2 separate regions of the Homo sapiens genome follow, and region 1 is linked to region 2. The links are chromatin contacts, found by Hi-C or POLR2A ChIA-PET in ENCODE. All regions are on one chromosome and are shown on one strand. The core of a region is the stretch at or near the end of the contact, and the rest is flanking DNA. Distances in the headings are between cores, read along the strand shown.

The links. Hi-C counts contacts between places; a loop is a spot of excess contacts on that map. ChIA-PET counts read pairs that join two places held with the same protein, here RNA polymerase II (POLR2A). Pooled maps may share reads with other maps.
Region 1: a loop to region 2 is called in a pooled map of ovary, with 1.9 times the contacts of the local background. The contact joins the promoter of ELSPBP1 here to the enhancer-like site in region 2. A Hi-C loop is called at or near these places in 1 of 168 maps with a recorded cell type or tissue (IMR-90) and 1 of 50 pooled maps. POLR2A ChIA-PET finds 5 or more read pairs at or near these places in 1 of 52 experiments (activated naive CD8-positive, alpha-beta T cell).

The regions. Positions count from the first base shown.
Region 1 is chr19:47,992,947-47,998,015 of GRCh38, reverse strand. ELSPBP1 (epididymal sperm binding protein 1) reads right to left here and starts at 3,384. Exons shown (of 7, transcript NM_022142.5): 1 at 3,205-3,384.
Region 2 is chr19:47,888,538-47,893,613 of GRCh38, reverse strand. No RefSeq gene overlaps it. Among named protein-coding and RNA genes, the nearest start is that of SULT2A1, 4.8 kb to the right of the region's middle. Within about 2 kb of position 1,278, at least 6 of the 41 ENCODE cell types and tissues checked have a DNase peak (open chromatin) inside an H3K27ac peak, as active enhancers do.

The DNA.
Region 1 (5,069 bases), core at 2,135-4,634, 100 kb before region 2:
ACTGCATCTGTGTTCCCCATGCACATACATGTACAGAGTGTTTTCCTGAGCGGGCATGTGAGAAGCCACTGATATCAATCACCTCTGGAAGTGGGAACCAGGGGTAAATAGGAGACTTCTTTCCAATTAAGTTTTTATCACAGATGTGTGACTTATGTCTTTAAAAACAATTTAATTATGTATATACCTAGAAGAGAAGAGTTGCAATATTCCCAACACAAAGAAATGATAAATGTTGAAAGTAATGGATATCCTAAATACCCTGATTTGATCATTACTGTCTGCATGTATCAAAATATCACATCAGTGGCTCACACCTGTAATCCCAGCACTTTGGGAGGCTGAGGTGGGAGGATCACTTGAGACCAGGAATTTGAGACCAGCCTGGACAACAGAGTGGGACACCATGTCTATTAAATAAATAAATAAGGAAAAGAAAAAAAATCACGCGTACCTCAATAAATATATACAATTGTTGTGTATCAATAAAACATTTTAGAAACAGTAATTATACATGTATATGCACATACATAATGTGTATATACATATACGTGCACATGCCTGTATACATTATAGATGTGTATATATGTATACAGGCATGTGTAATATACACACATCATATGTGCACATATACAGGTATATGCATGCACATATGCTCACATGAAAACATGCAGAGTTAAAATGGTTTTTAAAAAAGATAGAACACCCTGAGTAAAGCAATAGGAGGCAGTTTAAAATCACAAAATGAAAAATCTGCAACAATGAGATGGCTGTCTTAGGAATGGATTAATTTTATGAGGTAGTTATTGACTTACCAAATTTATTGAACATCTATAGAGCAAAGCGCTGTGCCGGGGCCTCTTGGTGTTGGCATTCCAATTCCACTGGCATGCCAGTAATTAAAAACCTGTGTGGATGTTTCAGTGGTGCCTAGCAGAGTGACATTTAATAAGGTACTTCACAGCTTACCCCTCTATAAAATGGGGATGCTAATAAACAGTTCTACTTCATAGAGTTGTTGGGAGGATTGAATTAGATGAAAGATACAAAATGCTTAAGACAATGCGTGCTATAGAGATAACTCACAATAAATGTTGGCCATTAATGATGACGATGATGATGATGATAACATTCATTCACCATGCTAGACCGGCAGTAATTAATTAATTAAGCAAACATTTTGAGAATGTTCTAATTCTCTTCTTTTACTTTTGTTATTTATTGGCTTTCAAACTTTCCTGAAAATATTACCTTCTGAGAAATTTTTTCTCTGCTTAATGATACTCTTCATTGTTAATATTCCCTCATCCATCCATCCATCAACCATCCCTTTACCAACTCTTCTTTCATCATCCATCCATCCACCCATCCACCCATGTATCCTTCCACCCATTCTTACATCCATTCCTCCATCTATCCATCTTTTCATCTATCTTCTTCCATCATCCATACATCCATCCATCAATTCATCCACCCATTCATCCTTCCACCCATTCTTCCATCTGTCTATCAATTCTCCCATCCTTTTGCCCATCTTTCACCAGCCATCTATCTATCCACTCATCTGTCCATTCATTTATCCTTCTATTCATCCATTATTCATTGAATCCATCCTCTTATCATCCATCCATCAATCATTCATCAAATAAGTATTTAAGAAACCCACCATCCATAAGAAACTGTGTCAAGTACCAAGAGGAACCATACATGATTTCTGCCTTCAACAATCAGAGATAAATCGTTTCATCCATCCTTCAGTTTATTCATCCACTTCTCATCCATCCTTCCATCCATCCATTCTTTCACTGTTCATCCATTCTTCTATCCACCCATCCTTCCTTTCATTCTTTAATCTTCCTTCAATCCACCACCCATCCAATGAGTATTCAAGAACCCTATCATCTATAAGGAAATGTGGTGGGTACCAAGAGGAACCAGATATGATAGCTGTCTTCAAACAGCTATAGATAAGACATTGGCACCAATATCTACCACCCAACATGGAAAATAATGGCAGATACAACTGGTAGTATTAAGGCCCTGATAGGGTGCCCAAGAGGCAGCTTAGCCCACAGCCTCTGCCCTCTCGTTCTCTTAAGCCAAAATAATTTCACAGTGGAGCGGTGAGAAGATAATAGCACCCAACCAACCAGGGTTCAAATCCTACCTCTCCCATGTTTCAACTGGGTGGCCTTGGGAAGGTCATTTCACCTCTCTGAACTCCAAGTCAGTATTCCTATCTGTTTAGTGGAGATAAAACCTAAACTATAGAAGCCATTGTGAATAATTACAGGCACACATGGGGCTGTAAAGTCACTGAAGTATAGTGTACCTTCAAAATAATGAGTCCTTCTGCTTCTCAGCAGCAAATGACCCCAGATCTGAAACAAAACTTCAGTGTAAGCCTTCCCTCCACCTCTAGGCGCACACACACACCTCTTCTATTACATATTTAGGCTGCCTTTGGAGGGAGAAGCAACAGGATCTCAGTAAGCTCTTTTTGAATCTCAACTTTCTTTTTCCTAAAATAGGGAGAGTAAGCCTTACCTTGGAGAAATGGTCCAAACATTGACAGAACCATGAAGATTTTAATCCACTACCAAGAATTTAATAAGTAATTCACCCAGTCTCTTAACAGGTAACTTGTTCCCTTTTCTTCAGTTTCTTCCCTAAGCTTGGGATTCAGGCAACCTTCCTTAGCATTACATCATTCATAGAATCTGGTTTAACCCATTTCTTTGAGTTTATTAACAGAGAAAGGACCTCACCCACAAGACCACCTTCCCTACTTTCTCTGGCTGTCCCCTTCCAGAACCAATATGGCAGCCACCAGCTACTTCTGGTTCTTGAGCACTTGAAATGGGAAAGTTCAAATTGTTCTATGTTGTAAGTGTAAGATACCTATTGATTCTGAAGACAAAGTATAGGGAAAAAATGTAAAGTATCTCATTAATAATTATTTGTATTCATTATGTGTTGAAATGATAATCGTTTAGATATACATGGATTCCACAGAACATGTTATTAAAATAAATTGCACTCTTCTTAGTTTTTTAAAGTGCTTCTGCTATAAAACTTACAATGATTTATGTGGCTCGTATTATATTTCTAGTGCACCATGATGCTCTAGACCTTCCTTCTTTGCTATGGGGGCCCTAAGACCCCACTTGTCACACCCTCCCAAGTTTCCGGGTCAAAATGTACCTTTGAGAGAGTTCTTCTGGGCCCTGGCTCTCTCCACGATCTCTCTTTAAGGTTCTGCTCCCAAGAGCTCTGGATTATCTGGGGATTGGTTGAATGGCTTTGGCCCCAGCCTGTCTGTAGGACACAAAGGCAGCTTCTCAAAGGAGGGTTCTTCATCAGTGGTTACTGTCAGAAGGCAGTCTGGATGAGATCAGCTGTGGTTAATTTATGATGTCTGGAGATAAGCCCATGCATATCCACGAGGCCCATAAAATTCAGTCAAGTGTACACAGAAGGGGCCTTGCGGGGGCTGGGGTCAGGGACAAGAATATCAATGAACAGAGGAGGGAACGTTCCCAGAAATTCAGCTATGAGGAGCTGGAGAGGTTTCAGCTGAACAATGAAAAAGCCCTACTATTTTCTTTTCTTTTCTTTCTTTCTTTTTTTTTTTAGATAGAATTTTGCTCTGTTGCCCAGGCTGGAGTGCAATGGTATGATCTTGGCTTACCACAACCTCCACCTCCCGGGTTCAAGCCTTTCTCCTGCCTCAGCCTCCCAAGTAGCTGGGACCACAGACACATGCCACCACACCCAGCTAATTTTTGTATTTTTTAGGAGAGACAGGGTTTCACCAGGTTGGCCAGGCTAGTGTCAAATTCCTGGCCTCAGGTGATCTACCCACCTTGGCCTCCTAAAGTGCTGGGATTACAGGCATGAGCCACTGCACCCAGTCCACATTAACCTGCTAAGGGATTTTTGGATCTCGTATGGCTAATAATAAAGGGAAACTGATTGAAGAAATACTTGCAGAATGGGAAACTGATGACATGCAATGCAGTGAAGAGTGACATGAAACAAAGATGTTAAAGGGGAGAATGGGTGGCTCCGCAAATGTACAATGTCTTAGCACACTTGGTCTTCATAAAGTATCAATAATAATAGCAAAAAGGCAGTGTGCCAGAGACCACCCATTATGTTGTAGAATATAATCAAGATCTGTAAAAGATGTTCAAACAAGAAGGAAAGAGGTGCCAGGCACAGTGGCTCATGCCTGTAATCCCAGCACTTTGGGAGGCCGAGGCCGGTGGATCACCTGAGGTCAGGAATTCAAGACCAGCCTGGCCAACATGGTGAAACCCCATCTCTGCTGGGGTCTGCTGGCACACCCCAGCACACCCCAAAAATAAAATTTTTGTATTTTTGTAAAAATACAAAAATTAGCTGGGTCTGCTGGCACACGCCTCTGGTCCCAGCTGCTTGGGAGGCTGAGGCAGGAGAATCGCTTGAACTCAGGAGGTGGAGGTTTCAGTGAGCCAAGATCACGCTACCGCACTCCAGCCTGGGAAACAGAGTGAGACTCCATGTAAAAAAAAAAAAAAAAGAAAAGAAAGAAAAAAAAAGAAAAGAAAAAAGAAATGTTAGAAATAAGTGAAGGCAACAGTCATTTCCAAAAACTAGGATTCCTCAAAGGTATTTTTAAAGTCTTGGATAGGCTTTTATTTCATAAGAGTTTCTAATTTGATAGTTGCTGACATTTTTGACAGTTTAGTTGGGGGGAGGGCTTTCTTTTGACACTTTTTTCCAAAGGAGATTCCATCTTACTGAGAAAAAAAAATGGAGATGAAAAGATAGCCCGTTTTCCACAATTTTTTTCTGAGACAGGGTCTCACTCTGTTGCCCAGGCTAGAGTGCAGTGGTGCGATGATAGCTCCTGGCAGCCTCAAACTCCTGGGCTCAAACGATCCTCCTACCTCAACCTCCCAAAGTGCTGGGACAACAGGCACATGCCACCATGCTCGGCTAATTCGTCAATTTTTTTTTTGTAGAGATGGGGGGTCTCATTATGTTTCCCAGGCTGGTCTCAAACTCCTGGTTGCAAACGATCC
Region 2 (5,076 bases), core at 29-2,528:
ATAATTTCTTACCCTTCCCATGGTCACTGTGAAAACTAAATAACATAATCTTGTTGTTGGCAGTATTATTATAATTGTCTTTAAAATACATGATTGCTTATATGATTGCTTTTAGAATTTTATAATCTAGTTTTTTGTTTGTTTGTTTTGAGACGTAGTCTTGCTCTGTCACCCAGGCTGGAATGCAGTGGCGTGATCTCAGCTAACTGCAAGCCCCGCCTCCCGGGTTCATGCCATTCTCCCGCCTCAGCCCCCTGAGTAGCTGGGACTACAGGCACCCGCCACCACACCCGGCTAATTTTTTGTATTTTTAGTAGAGACAGGGTTTCACCATGTTAGCCAGGATGGTCTCGATCTCCTGACCTCATGATCTGCCTGCCTCGGCCTCCCAAAGTTCTGGGATTACAGGTGTGAGCCACCGCGCCTGGCCTATAATCTAGTTCTTTTAGAAAGAATGAATGTGAAATGGAAGTATGTGCCCATGTGAAAGATGGCATCTATTCTAAATGTGCCTCCAGGAGATGAACTCTACCCTTCTCTCTGCTGATGACACCAGCATTCACCCGTCCTCTTTGTCTGAATAACAGCTTTTACATCTAAGACAGTGGTTCTCAACTAGGGGCAATTTTTTTTTTTTTTTTTGAGACAGGGTATCACTCTGTCGCCCAGGCTGGAGTGCAGTGGCATGATCTCAGTTCACCGCAACCTCTGCCTCCCGGGTTCAAGTGTTTCTCCTGCCTCAGCCTCCCAAGTAGCTGAGATTACAGGCACCCGCCACCACGCCTAGCTAATTTTTTGTATTTTTAGTAGAGACGGAGTTTCACCATGTTGGCCAAACTGGTCTCAAACTCCTGACCCACCTTGGCCTCCCAAAGTGCTGGGATTACAGGCGTGAGCCACTACACCCAGCCCTGTTGCAGCTTTTTCACTACTGATGTTCAGTGAATGGGAGGGAGTGTTGTAGTTCTTTTACTCCCACCACCAGCAAGCTCCAGGTTCTTGTCCCACAACCAAGAAGAATAAGAAACGTTGACACTGGAGACTGAGTAGGACAGAGTGGGATTTATCAAGCGAAAGTGACAGAAAAGCTCTCAACAAAGAGAGGTGACCCGACAAAGAGTTGCTGGCTGCAGGGCTAAGTTCAGTGGTTTTATGGACTGGGAAGTGGGAGGAGTGTGCTTGACTGGTCTGTGGGCCACTCAGAAAGACACACAACAGTGAAAAGAGCCAATTAGAGGCTGAGGTGAAGGCTTGGCCTGCAACCAATTAGGGGCTGGAGTGATGTTACACTTTATGCAAATGAGGATTTTGCCCACGGCCAATCACAGAAAGATAAGTATATGTAAAATAGGTGAAAGGTAAGGATCAATCCAGAGGAAGCATGTGAAATGAGACAAACATGCATCAAAGGGAGGAAAATGTGTCCAAAAAAGGAGTGGAATTTGTTTATCTAGGTTCACAGAGCAGGCATTTCCATTCAAGGACGCGGGCTGTTTCTTATCTAGGGCCTGTAGCTTGATATTCAGGCTGTTCTTGATTTGAAGAAATTTTGCTGATGTGAGCTCTTTCTTATCTGGGGCCTGCAGCTGGATTTTCAGGCTGTTCTTCGTTTGAAGGAGTTTTACCAAGGACTCACCCTAACTGCCTGTCTGACCACTTTCTTCCTACCTCCTCTCTCACTATCCACAGCCCTGATCTCAGCCCTGGGGGGACATTGACATCTTCTCCCAGATCAGCTCCTCAGAGGCCTCACTCTGGGCCACAGCTGAAGTGATTCTTCCAGCTCCAGAGATTACTGCCAGACATGGAAAGAACCCAAACCAGATGCTGGAGATAAGATCTCAGGAGCTCATCCCAGCCAATCTGCCAGTGCCCACGTGGAGCCATGTTTAGGTTTTATCTATTCATTTTATAATGAAATGTCTCACACATATAGAAAAGCAGGTAAACAGGCTGGGCACGGTGGCTCAGGCCTGTAATCCCAGCACTTTGGGAGGCTGAGGCAAGCAGATCACTTGAGGTCAGGGGTTTGAGACCAGCTTGGCCAATATGGCAAAACCCCATCTCTACTAAAGATACAAAAATTAGCCAGGTATGGTGGTGCCTACCTGTAATCCCAGCTACTCAGGAGGCTGAGGCAGGAGAATCACTTGAACCCAGAAGGTGGAGGTTGCAGTGAGCCGAGATCACGCCATTGCACTCCAGCCTGAAAAACAGAGTAAGACTCTGTCTCAAAAAAAAAAAAGAAAAGAAAAGCATGTCAACAAAACTCTTTAAGGCTATCATTTTGCCCTATGGCTTCAGATAAAGACTCCAGTGAGAAAGTCAAAACACAATTGAGGCTTCTTCTAAAGTCTTTCCTGAGTCTGCTGCTCTGCTCCCCTTTCCAGAGGTGAAATTGTTCTGCAACTTCCTGCCCGTGGTGTTTACGATCATGGCACCTCTCCCCACTGCTCTGTGCCTGTGAACGTGGCCTGAGCACCATCTCTTCATAATTAGGAATCTGCCTGTTCCTCTAACATTCTGTGCTGAGTGTGTGCAGGCTGACAGATGTAAGTCCCATTCATTCATTCATTCATTCATTCATTCAACTATAGTGTCATCTTCCACATATTCTATAACTTATCCTGTGTTTTAAATTAATCATTCATCCCCAAATTCAACTGGTTTCCCATTTTTCACGGTTGCAATGTTGAAATACACATTTTTTTTTCGAGTTTCCTTGTCCATGTATGAAAATGTCTCCAAGGACATATATCTCTGCAAGTTTCAACTCCAGTTACTTTCTGAAACTCTCCTCCAATACCACCATGCAAATGAACAGATCCCCCAAATTCGAACGGCCTGACCAACAGGTAGTATCATCCCATTTTTTTCTTCTAACGTATAAGAAGTGACAACCTACATGCATTACTGTGATTTTGATTTGTATTTCCCTGATTACAGGTATGATTAATAATCAATTGTATGGTTTAATGGTCCTTTTATTTCCCTTTTCTGTCAAATAATAATATCCTTTGTCTTTTTAAAAAAGATATAAGTATGGCCAGGCGTGGCGGCTCATGCCTGTAATTCTTTGGGAGGTCAAGGCAGGTGGATCACCTGAGATCAGGAGTTCAAGACCTGCCTGGCCAACATGGTGAAACCCCATCTCTACTAAAAGTACAAAACTTAGCTGGGCATGGTGGCACACCTTTGTAATCCCAGCTGCTCAGGAGGCTGAGGCAAGAGGTTCACTTGAACTGGAGAGGCGGAAGTTGCAGTGAGCTGAGATTGCACCACTGCACTCCAGCCTGGGCAACAGAGTGAGACTCCATCTCAAAATAAAATAAAATAAATAATAGGCCAGGCGCAGTGGCGCATGCCTGTAATCCCAGTACTTCGGGAGGCCGAGGAGGGCGGATCACGAGGTCAGGAGATCGAGACCATCCTGGCTAACACGGTGAAACCCCGTCTCTACTAAAAAAATACACAAAATTAGCCGGGCATGGTGGCTGGCACCTGTAGTCTCAGGTACTCGGGAGGCTGAGGCAGGAGAATGGCGTGAACCCAGGAGGTATAGAGCTTGCAGCGAGCTGAGATCGTGCCACTGCACTCCAGCCTGGGCAACTGAGCACGAGACTCCGTTTCAAAAAAAAAAAATTTTTTCACAATTTAAAAAGTACAGGCCCGTCATTTTGCAGACTGTCCCTCATTTGGGGTTCATATAATGTTATCTCACTAATATATTCAGGCCTAGAGTTTATGTTTAAAATATGGCCACATAGAAAGGGAAGAGGGAGAAAAGTCAAGTGACCTCTGGTGACCAAGGTCAACATCATTAGTGCCAGGTCATGTTGCTAATAAGTCCCCTTGATATGGTGTGATGATCATGGTATTTTACCTCTGTGACCTTCCTCTCCAAAACCCATGAACTCATTTGTTGGATGAGAAAACCTGCAATAAATCCCAAAGGAGGAACATTGTACAAAATGCCTCACCAGTGTTCTTCAAAACCATCAAGGTCATCAAAAATGAGGAAAGTCGGCCAGGCGCAGTGGTTCGCACCTGTAATCCCAGTACTTTGGGAGGCCAAAGTGGGCGGATCACCTGAGGTCAGGAGTTCGAGACCAGCCTGGCCAATATGGTGAAACCCCGTTTCTACTAAAAATGCAAAAATTAGCCGGGTGTAGTGGCGCGTGCCTGTAATCCCAGCTACTCGTGAGGCTGAGGCAGGAGAATCACTTGAACTGGGGAGGCAGAGGCTGCAGTGAGCCAAGATTGTGCCACTGCACTCCAGCCTGGGCAGCAGAGCAAGACTCCATCTCAAAAAAAAAAAAAATGAGGAAAGTCTGAGCAACAACTGTCACAGCCAAGAGGAGCCCAAGGAGACAGGATGAGTGTATGTCATGTACTATACAGGATGGGATTTTGGGGCAAAAAAAGGGCATGAGACAGTGAGCCAGGATCATGCCACTGCACTTCAGCCTGGGCAACAAAGAGAGAACTCTGTCAAAAAAAAAAAAAAAAAACACGAGCATGAGATAAAAACTAAGGAAATCCAAATTAAGTATGGACTATGGGAACTCTCTGTACTCTCTTTGCAATTTTTCTGTAAGTCTAAAAGTGCCCTAAAAAATGAGGCGTATTAAAAATATTTTTTTCCTGTTTGGGAAGAGTTTAGAAACTGGAAATACTAGATTCAGGAGAAGGGCAGACTTGCTTGATAAGGGACCGATGTTTGTGCAGTAATTTGGAGTGTGGTTTGTTTTTGAATCTTTAATTAAATCCTGGGATTGGCCGGGCGCAGTAGCTCACACCTGTAATCCCAGCACTTTTGGAGGCCGAGGCGGGTGGATCACGAGGTCAGGAGTTTGAGACCAGCCTGGCCAACATGGTGAAACCCCATGTCTACTAAAAGTACAAAAATTAGCCAGGCGTGGTGGTGGGCGCCTGTAATCCCAGCTACTCAGGAGGCTGAGGCAAGAGAATCGCTTGGACCCAGCAGGCGGAGGTTGCAGTGAGCCCGAGATCATGCCATTGCACTCTAACCTGGGTGACAAGAGCAAGAGTCCATCTCAAAACAATAAATAAATA